Regions from separate parts of the Homo sapiens genome. Here region 1 is linked to region 2. A link is a contact called in ENCODE Hi-C or POLR2A ChIA-PET data. All regions are on one chromosome and are shown on one strand. Each heading gives the region's core, a stretch centred on a gene start or an enhancer-like site at or near the end of the contact. The rest is flanking DNA. Distances are from core to core; before and after follow the strand shown. Region 1 holds the start of ETHE1 (ETHE1 persulfide dioxygenase). Region 2 overlaps PAK4 (p21 (RAC1) activated kinase 4).

The links. Hi-C counts contacts between places; a loop is a spot of excess contacts on that map. ChIA-PET counts read pairs that join two places held with the same protein, here RNA polymerase II (POLR2A).
Region 1: a map of ovary shows a loop between it and region 2 (22-fold over the local background). The contact joins the promoter of ETHE1 here to the enhancer-like site in region 2. A Hi-C loop is called at or near these places in 1 of 168 maps with a recorded cell type or tissue (ovary). POLR2A ChIA-PET finds 5 or more read pairs at or near these places in 1 of 52 experiments (activated CD4-positive, alpha-beta T cell).

What each region holds. Positions count from the first base shown.
Region 1 is chr19:43,525,951-43,530,641 of GRCh38, reverse strand. ETHE1 (ETHE1 persulfide dioxygenase) reads left to right here and starts at 3,441. Exons shown (of 7, transcript NM_014297.5): 1 at 3,441-3,545; 2 at 3,983-4,127; 3 at 4,293-4,441. The coding sequence starts at 3,465. RefSeq lists a silencer at 3,290-3,479 and enhancers at 4,090-4,269, 3,785-4,289, 4,290-4,691.
Region 2 is chr19:39,142,082-39,146,778 of GRCh38, reverse strand. All of the region lies in intron 1 of PAK4 (p21 (RAC1) activated kinase 4), which reads right to left. Among named protein-coding and RNA genes, the nearest start is that of PAK4-AS1, 7.9 kb to the right of the region's middle. RefSeq lists enhancers at 698-1,692, 1,693-2,689. Within about 2 kb of position 2,163, at least 20 of the 41 ENCODE cell types and tissues checked have a DNase peak (open chromatin) inside an H3K27ac peak, as active enhancers do.

The DNA of each region.
Region 1 (4,691 bases), core at 2,192-4,691, 4.4 Mb before region 2:
AGTGGCCTGGTTAAGATAGGTTAAATCTGGCTGGGCACGGTGGCTCGGCCCTGTAATCCCAGCACTTTGGGAGGCTGAGGCAGGTGGATTACTTGGGGTCAGGAGTTCCAGACCAGCCTGGCCAACATGGTGAAACCCCATCTTTACTAAAACTACAAAAATTAGCTGGGTGTGGTGGTGTGCACCTGTAATCCCAGCTACTTGGGAGGCTGGGGCAGAAGAATCTCTGGAACCCAGGAGGCGGAGGTTGCAGTGAGCTGAGATTGCACCACCGCACTCTAGCCTGGGCAACAGAGCAAGACTCCATCTCAAAAAAAAAAAAAAAAAAAAAGAGAGAGAGTTTAACTCAGCAGGGCCTGGAAGTGGGTGGAGGTGGCAAGGGTAGGAAGGAGTCAAGGATAGTGACAAAATAATGATGGGCAGTTCCCATTGAGAGCCTGTGCTATGTCAGGCTATTGAACTATTTTCAACCTCATTTTGTAGATAAGAAAACTGGAACCCAGAAGAAGATAAGTTTTCAGCCCAAGGTCCTACACCTGAGAAGGGTGAAGCCAAGTCTAACTCTTAGAACATCTCACAGCTGAGCCTATAAACCCTGCCTAGGGTGTGTCTTCAAAGGACACATAAATGGTCTAGAAATTCTGCAAAAACAACGGGAAAGGGTGCCAGGGGCGAGAAGTTCTTATTTGGGGGACCCTCTCAGTAAGGAGTGCCTGAGGGTCTTCCTTTCCCTGGCTCCTCCCTCCCCTGAGTTCCCCAAATCCCTACACCTCCCTGTGTCTCAGACCTGCTTTCCCTACCTCTCTCGCCTACCAGCCAGACTGAGTCACCTCTGGGTCCTCAGCTTTGTCTAGCTTGAGTCAGGCATGCATGAGACCTCATGCCTGGAATTTTTTTTTTTTTTGAGACGGAGTCTCGCTCTGTCGTCCAGGCTGGAGTGCAGTGGCACGATCCCGGCTCACTGCAAGCTCCGCCTCCCGGGTTCACGCCATTCTTCTGCCTCAGCCTCGAGAGTAGCTGGGACTACAGGCATCCGCCACCATGCCCGGCTAATTTTTTGTATTTTTTTTGAGTAGAGACGGGGTTTCACCGTGTTAGCCAGGATGGTCTCAATCTCCTGACCTCGTGATCCACCCGCCTTGGCCTCCCAAAGTGCTGGGATTACAGGCGTGAGCCACCGCACCTGGCCTTTTTTTTTTAGACACTCTCGCTCTGTTGCCCAGACAGGGTTTTGCTATGTTGCAGAGGTGCAATCTTGGATCACTGCAAACTCTGCAACCTCTGCCTCTTGGGTTCAAATGATTCTCATGCCTCAGCTTCCCAAGTAGCTGGGTCTACAGGCGTGCCCCACCACGCCCAGATAATTTTTTTGTATTTTATTTTATTTTTTTCAGTAGAGATGGGGTTTTACCATGTTGGCCAGGCTGTCTCAAACTCTTGACCTCAAGTGATCTGCCCACCTAGGCCTCCCAAAGTGCTCAAAGTGCCTGTGCATGAGCTCAGCCATATGCTTTTTTTTTTTTTTTTTTTTTTTTTTTGAGATGGAGTCTCCATCACCCAGGCTGGAATGCAGTGGCACGATCTCAGCTCACTGCAACCTCCACCTCCCGAGTTCAGGCAATTCTCCTGCCTCAGCCTCCTGAGTAGCTGGGATAACAGGTGTGCACCACCACACCCAGCTAATTTTTATATTTTTAGTAGAGATGGTGTTTCACCATGTTGGTCAGGCTGGTCTTGAACTCCTGACCTCGTGATCCGCCCGCCTCAGCCTCCCAAAGTGCTGGGATTACAGGCATGAGCCACCGCGCCCAGCCGGCCACATAAAATTTTAATGAAGCAATTTGATAGGCTTAAGGAAAAGCAGGCCTTCTCTGTGTAAAGGCATTCACACAGGGGCTGCTCTGAAAATAGCTCCAGGGACCATTCCCTGGAAACTCCAGAATTAAGATAAATGTTGTTGCAGGAAACCCCTCCTCAGAAGCTGTGGGACAGGATAACTCAGTGGTTCATACCTGTAATCCCAGCATTTTGGGAGGCCCAGGTGGGAGGACCATTTGAGGCCAGGAGCTGGAGACCAGCCTAGGCAACATAGCAAGACCCCTGTTTCTACAAAAAAAATTCTAACAATTAAAAAAAAAAAAAAAAGCTCTGCCCCTAGGCTGGAAATCAAGGCTGCTCTGATGTCACAAAGTGACATAGATCCTCCAGATGAGAGTGGGATGTCCTATTCTCACTACTGCTACGATTACAAAGAGCAGACTTTCTGACAGCTCATGACTTGAGACTACAGTTTTTCAGCCCCAGGTCCTTGGTGTAAATGAACACAAGCTCTTTTCAGAGGTTCACACCCCAACAGAAGATGAATAATCCCCAATCTGATTATTCAAGAGATAATGCAAAATTATCTTTTTTTTTTTTTTTAAGATTTCTTCCTGGAAAGAGAGAAACATTCCTGATAAAATGCTTATGCAATTTCTGGATGAACTTTAATGGGATCAAGTGTTGTTCTGGTAACCAGGCACCCACTCAAAAGTCCCTCAAGATATTAATGACCTGGAACCGAACGAATATCTTTTTTTTTTGAGACAGAGTCTCCCTCTGTCGCCCAGGCTGGAGTGCAGTGGCGTCATCTCTACTCACTGCAACCTCTGCCTCCCGGAACCGAACATCTTTTTCTAACCATGACTATCCTACCACCTGCTAGAAAACGGCCCCACGGGACGCGGTGGCTCACGTCTGTAATCCCAGCACTTTGGGAGGACAAGGTGGGAGGAACGCTTGAGCTCAGGAGTTCGAGATCAGCCTGGGCAACATAGTGAGAACTCCGTCTCTGCAAAAAACAAATTTTATATACATGTATGTGTGTGTGTGTGTGTATATATATATATGTATATAAATATATATATAGATATAAATATATATATATAAAATGTCGGGTGTGGTGGCAACGTGCCATAGTCCCAGCTACTCGGGAGGCTGAGGTTGGAGGATCGCTTGAACCCGGGAGTTTAAGGCTGTAGTAAGCTGAGATCGAGTCACTGCACTCAAGCCTGCGTGACAGAGCGAGACTCTGTCTCAAAATAAAACAAAAGAAAAAGGAAAAAAAACGGCCCCGAGGCTATGAGTGTACTGGGGCCTCTCCCTGGGTTTCTACTTCTCTCCCTATCTCTGTTCCTACATGAGTATGTCTGTGTGTCTCTGAGCGTCTGTCCCTCGCACTTTGAGTGTCTCCCTGTTCTCTGTTTTTTCTGGGTCTCAAAGCGTCCAGGCATTGCACTCTGGCTTTCCTCGGTCTCGCCCTCGCCCCAGTCCCGCTCGGCGGTCCCCCGCCCTCTGCCCCAGGCGTCCGTGGCCCCTTTAAGGCGTGCTCCGCCCCCGCCCCGCCCTTCCCGGGGTCAGTGCCGTAGCGCCCGGCTCCTGCAGGCGCTCGGCCTCCGCTCATTCCTGACCCCGCAGTGGGCGCGATGGCGGAGGCTGTACTGAGGGTCGCCCGGCGGCAGCTGAGCCAGCGCGGCGGGTCTGGAGCCCCCATCCTCCTGCGGCAGGTGCGGGTGGCTGGACCTAGGAGGGGACTGCTGGGCACTAGGCGGCAGCAAGGACGGAACTCCGGGGTCTCTTAATAGGGAGAGATCCGGGGGGACCCACGCCTGCATCTTGCGGAAAGCGGGGTGGAGGTTTAGGGCTGGACTCTTGGGTCCTTTAAAGGTGAGTGGTCTGGGGGCCTCTGGGCTTGGGGCCAGACCCCTGGGTCCTCTATGAAAGAACGTGCTGGGGACCCTGATTTTGGGATGTTAGGAAGTTGGAACTCTTTTGTTCTGATAGGGGAAGGTAGTGGGGCTCCGGACTCCCGACTCCCGGGGAAAGAGTGGGCTGGGGTTTCTGCTTCTGGATCTTAGGAAGAGGATAGGGTCAGTCTGGACTACTTGGCCTCCAGTGGGTGGAAGTCCGGTTCTGCGCCCTCACCTGGGTCCCCCGTTCCCAGATGTTCGAGCCTGTGAGCTGCACCTTCACGTACCTGCTGGGTGACAGAGAGTCCCGGGAGGCCGTTCTGATCGACCCAGTCCTGGAAACAGCGCCTCGGGATGCCCAGCTGATCAAGGAGCTGGGGCTGCGGCTGCTCTATGCTGGTCAGTCCGGGGACCAAACTCATGGATCCCAGCGGGGCTGGGCTGCAGCGTCAGTGGAATGGGAAGCTGGGGCCCAGAACTCCTGAGTCTGAGGGAGAAGGATCTGGGCTGGGACTCCCAGGTCCTTTCTGTACCCTCCGGACCTGTCCCTCCTCTCTCTCCCAGTGAATACCCACTGCCACGCGGACCACATTACAGGCTCGGGGCTGCTCCGTTCCCTCCTCCCTGGCTGCCAGTCTGTCATCTCCCGCCTTAGTGGGGCCCAGGCTGACTTACACATTGAGGATGGAGACTCCATCCGCTTCGGGCGCTTCGTGAGTTGGGTGCTGGGTCCCCAAGAGGGTGGTGGCCTGGACTTCTTAAACTTAAGGGAAGAGGGGACTGGGGGCCTGGGATCCTGAGTCCTTGGGGAGGAGGGACCTCAGGACCTGGGTTTCTGACCCCTGAGCTCATATTTCTGGGAGGGGGGCACCATAAACCCAGGTGGGGCACTGGGGCAAGAGGCTCTGGGCAGGTGGGGCACTGGCGGAACTCCTAAGTCAACAGCATTTAAGGAGTTTCCTT
Region 2 (4,697 bases), core at 914-3,413:
AGCAGCTTCAACCTCCCAGGCTCAAGTGATCCACCTCGGCCTCCCAAGTAGCTGGGACTCCAGGTGCACAGCATCACAGCCAGATAAGCTTTTCTATTTTGTGAAGAGATGGTGTCTCCCCAGGTTGCCCAGGCTGATCTCGAACTCCTAGGCACAAACGATCCTCCTGCCTTGGCCTCCCCAAATGGGGTGGAATTACAGGCGTGAGCCACTGCGCCTGGCCATTCTGAGTTACTTCTTACAACTGTAGGAGAATCTACAATGATCTCAGAATTTAAAGTTTTCTTAAAAATAGTAATGGTTTATTTAAAATGCCAGACCCTTTCCCAACTTTTAGCCTTTGAACATGCTATTTGCTCTCCTTGGGACAATGTTCCGCAAACTAACCCTGCTCCTCTTTCAGGCCTCAGCTCTGAAGTCTCCTCCTCCAGGAGGCCTTCCTTGATTTCCTAGGCTGGAGCCAGGGCCTCCCACAGTCCTCTGGGTCTTCTCCCATCACAGCTGTCACACTCTGGCCTGTGCTTTCCAAGGTCACTCTGGTTTGTCACTGCCTAGTACCATGTCTGTCTCCCTCACTGTATTATAAGCTCCATGAAGGCAGGACCTCAGCCTGACAGGGCTGGACTCAGAGGAGGCAAAAAGTTACTATCAACAAAAATGAGTGAATGAATGGCAAGCATGACAAAGATACTAACAGCTAAGGCTCATTAAGAGGCTTCCACACACTAGCTTCTACGAAGGCTTTGCATGGATGAAATAACCCTCACACAATTCCATTTTACAAATGGGGAAACTGAGGCCAACAGAGGTGGGGCAGGGGTCAACACATGCCCAGGGCCGTCCAGCTAGAAGGTGGCGGAGCTGGGTGGCAATCCCAGGTCAGCTAGATATAGAGCCTTTGAGAGTAAACTCCCCGCCAGAGGGCCTCTCCAAGAAAGGCTGTGTGAGCCTGGCAAACAGGGCGGGTGAGGGTGGGCAGTGGGCGGGCGCAGGGGGAGGGCAGTATGGGAAGAGAAGAGGCCCTCCTGCCCCAGCTGCTGATCTATGCCCTCCTCCAGAGAAGGCCCCTCCGTGGTGCACACAGGCCCCAGGCGGCACCAGCGCCCCATTACACCTTACATAAGCTCAGGGAGGGCCCCTTCACATCACGGCTGTAACTGGGTCCTATGTGGTGCCCTAGGAAGCCAACGGCGCTCTACCACTTCCACTGGAGGTGGCCGCCTCAAACCCACGTGGAGCAGGGGGCTGCGGGCCTGGGTGAGAGGAGCCCAGAGCGTCCTCCTGGGGCCCCCCCAGGACAGAGCTGCTTTCCTCTGGCCAGGGGTAGGGGTGCCCTGACCCCCGCTGGGAACCATTCCTTCTGGCACAGAGCTTCATTACTCCACCCAGAGAAATCTCAAGAACAAAATATTGAGAGAGTTGCAGCCAAGTGCCGCTGGCCTCGTACCATTTACACGCAGTTTAAAATCCTGCAGAACAATGCGGGACACTGTTTAGGGAAGCAGACGCAGGGCCAGCGACGCCTGGGGCCCTGGGGGAGGCACCTGGGGGCTGCACCCACAGCAAGCATTTCGTCTTTTAGCTGGGCAGCGGGCCTGAGGGTGGTCAGCAGGTGATTCTCTCTTCTCTTGGGGGTGTCTGAAATCTTTCACAATTCACCAAAAAAGAGGAACAATGAAAAGAAAGGGAGGAGAATGTTTTTGTTAGCACTGGGAAGGGCAGGTGAAGGAGAGGGCTTTCAGGGAGCTGGTGATGCCTGTCTTCTTGATCTGGGTGGTAGTTTCATGGCTGTTTGCTTTATAATTATTCATTAAACTGAACATGGAGGTTTTACACACTTTTCTGTACACATGTCAGATTTTACACCACCATGCAGGAAAAACCGGGAGAGCGATCCTGACAACTGAAAGCTTTCTCTGTATTTGCATGTGCCTGCAGTCTCTCCTCATTTCTTTACCGTCTCTCTTTACAATGAGCACAAGTGCACACACACACACACTCACACACATGCACACTTCCCAAAGCTGTTAACTTCCACCATAACCACAGCAGCATCCTCTGGCCCCTTGTAACTCCTGGCCTGTTTCCTGCAAGGAAGACAAAGGCCGGGAAGCAGCCGGCCCCTGAGCCCTCGGACTCATGCCACAACAGCCAGGTCTCTCCACATACCAGGCACTCTCAATCCTGCTCCAATCCCAGTCCCCAGGAAACCCTTCTGGCCTCCAGAACAAACCCAGATCAACAAGTCCCTGCCCTGGGGCACCACAGCTGGTCACCCAGAGTGGAAGGAGTTATTACTGAAGATTTGGGTCAAGCATCCCCCCGGCAGGGACGGCTTCTGGCTGGCTCATCGGTGCCCCGTGCTGGAGACAGGACAGCAGTGAGACCACTACAAAGTGTTACGTGCAGGCTCCATCCTGGTGCAAAAGAAGGCAGCGAGGAGGGTGCCGTTCACACGGTGTGTGAAGCAGGAGAGTGAAGCTCAGAGAGAAGACATGTCAGCCCTCAGTCACACGGCGAGTGTATCAGAACTGGGATTCCGTGGCAAGTCTGACCAGGACCAAAGTCCACTCACTTAACCATATCTATCTATCTATCTATCTATCTATCTAATCTAATCTATCTATCTATCTATCTGTCTGTCTGTCTGTCTGTCTGTCTATCTATCTATCTATCTATCTACCTGAGATAGGGTCTTGCTCGCTCTATCTTATCTATCTATCTATCTATCATCATAGGTTTTGCTCTGTCACCCAGGCTGGAGTGTAGTGGTGCAATCAGAGCTCACTGCAGCCTCCAACTCCTGGGCTCAAGCAATCCTCCCACCTCAGCCTCCTGAGTAGCTAGGACCCCATCATAGCTCACTGCAGCCTCCAACTCCTGGGCTCAAGCAATCCTCCCACCTCAGCCTCCTGAGTAGCTAGGACCACAGGCACATGCCACCACGCCCTTTTACATTTTAAATAATTTTTAAATTATTTTAAAACAATAATTTTAAAAATGTTTTGTAGAGCAGAGGTCTCACTATAGCCCAGGCTGGTCTCAAACTCCTGGGCTCAAGTGATCTGCCCACCTCAGCCTCCCAGAGTGCTGGGATGTGAGCCACTGTGCCCAGTCATTTTCTTTCTTTTATTCATTCATGCACTCAACAATTCTTTTTTTTTTTTTTTTTTTTTTTTTTTTTTTGAGACAGAGTCTTGCTCTGTCACCCAGGCTGGAGTGCATTGGTGTGATCTTGGCTCACTGCAACCTCCGCCTCCTGGGTTCCAGCGATTCTCCTGCCTCAGCCTCCCAAGTAGCTGGGATTACAGGCACCTGCCACCTCGCCAAGCTAATTTTTTTGTATTTTTAGTAGAGACGGGGTTTCACTGTGTTGGCCAGGCTCGTCTCGAACTCCTGACCTCAGGTGATCCACCCACCTTTGCCTCCCAAAGTGCTGGGATTACAGGCGTGAGCCACCACACCCAGCCTTTTTTTTTTTTTTTTTTTAATGCTTCTACCCAGTGAGCAACGACTCCTTAATATGCACTTAGCAGGTGCCAGGCACTGTTCTAGGCACCAGGGACACAGCAGTGAATAAGACAAGAGTCTCTGCTCTCCTGGAGTTGACATTCTAGTGGGAACACAATATACAAGTAAACAAGTGGGAGAAGGGACAGAGAGTGACAAGGTGCTCTTTCAGAGGGCACAGTCAGGGAGGTCTCTAAAGGGGTGGCGTCTGAGCAAAGACGGGATACAGGTGAGGAAGCCATGCAGAGTACCAGGGAACAGCACTGAGGGTGGAGGGCATGGTCAGTGAGGAGGCCCCCAGGACTGGAATCCGAGTGGCTGGAAGGGAGCAGAGAATGGAGCAGCTGAGGTCAAGGAGGTTTATGTTAAAATGCAGAAGTGGAAGGGCAGCTCCCAGAGGCCCAGTCACCACAGCCCAAGGGACGTATGGCCACCATCAGGCTGTCAAGAAGGAAGCAGGTAGAGAGGCTGGGAAAGCCACCCAGGGTGACACAGGCAGCCAAGGGTAGAGCTGGGGTGGGAGACCACTCTGTTCTGAAGGTGTCACCACCACGCGATGCGGAAGGGGTTGCCAGGGTGGGTGGCAGCAGCTCTCAGCTGGAAGCCTGTGGCCCTAGCAAAGCAGGAACCAGAGGCCCACATGTTAATGCCACTGGTTTACTTGAAGCCGGGGCACCCAGCCTATTGCTCCCAGGCCCCGGGGGGTGGGGAAGGGGGGACCCGAGCCTCAGTCCTTTGGTCCCTCCCACCCTACTTCTGCTGGATCTGGGTACCAGCCTTACTAGGAGTGACTTCAGAGTGTTCTTCTCAACCCACTCGCTTTTTTAAAAAAAACTTAATTTTTACTTGAAAACTGAACTTGACAGTCATACAGACATGTAAGTAATTCTGATGCTCATCCAAGCAACCACCTAAGAAAGCGTGCTTGCCAGAAGAAACTGAACCTGCATCAGATCGAGCTTCTAGACCTAAGTCCTAACTTACAGGAAGCACAGAGACAGAGAACACGTGCAATGACACCACAAGGATGTATCAGCTGGCCCCAGACTGCAAAACTCCAGGACAAATGGCCTAGGTCGCCTGTAGAAAAACTACGACAACATGCACGCCAAAGAGCTGATGCCAGTATCTGAGCATGACGGCGCACACCTGTGGTCCCAGCTATTCAGGAGACTGAGGCGGGAGGA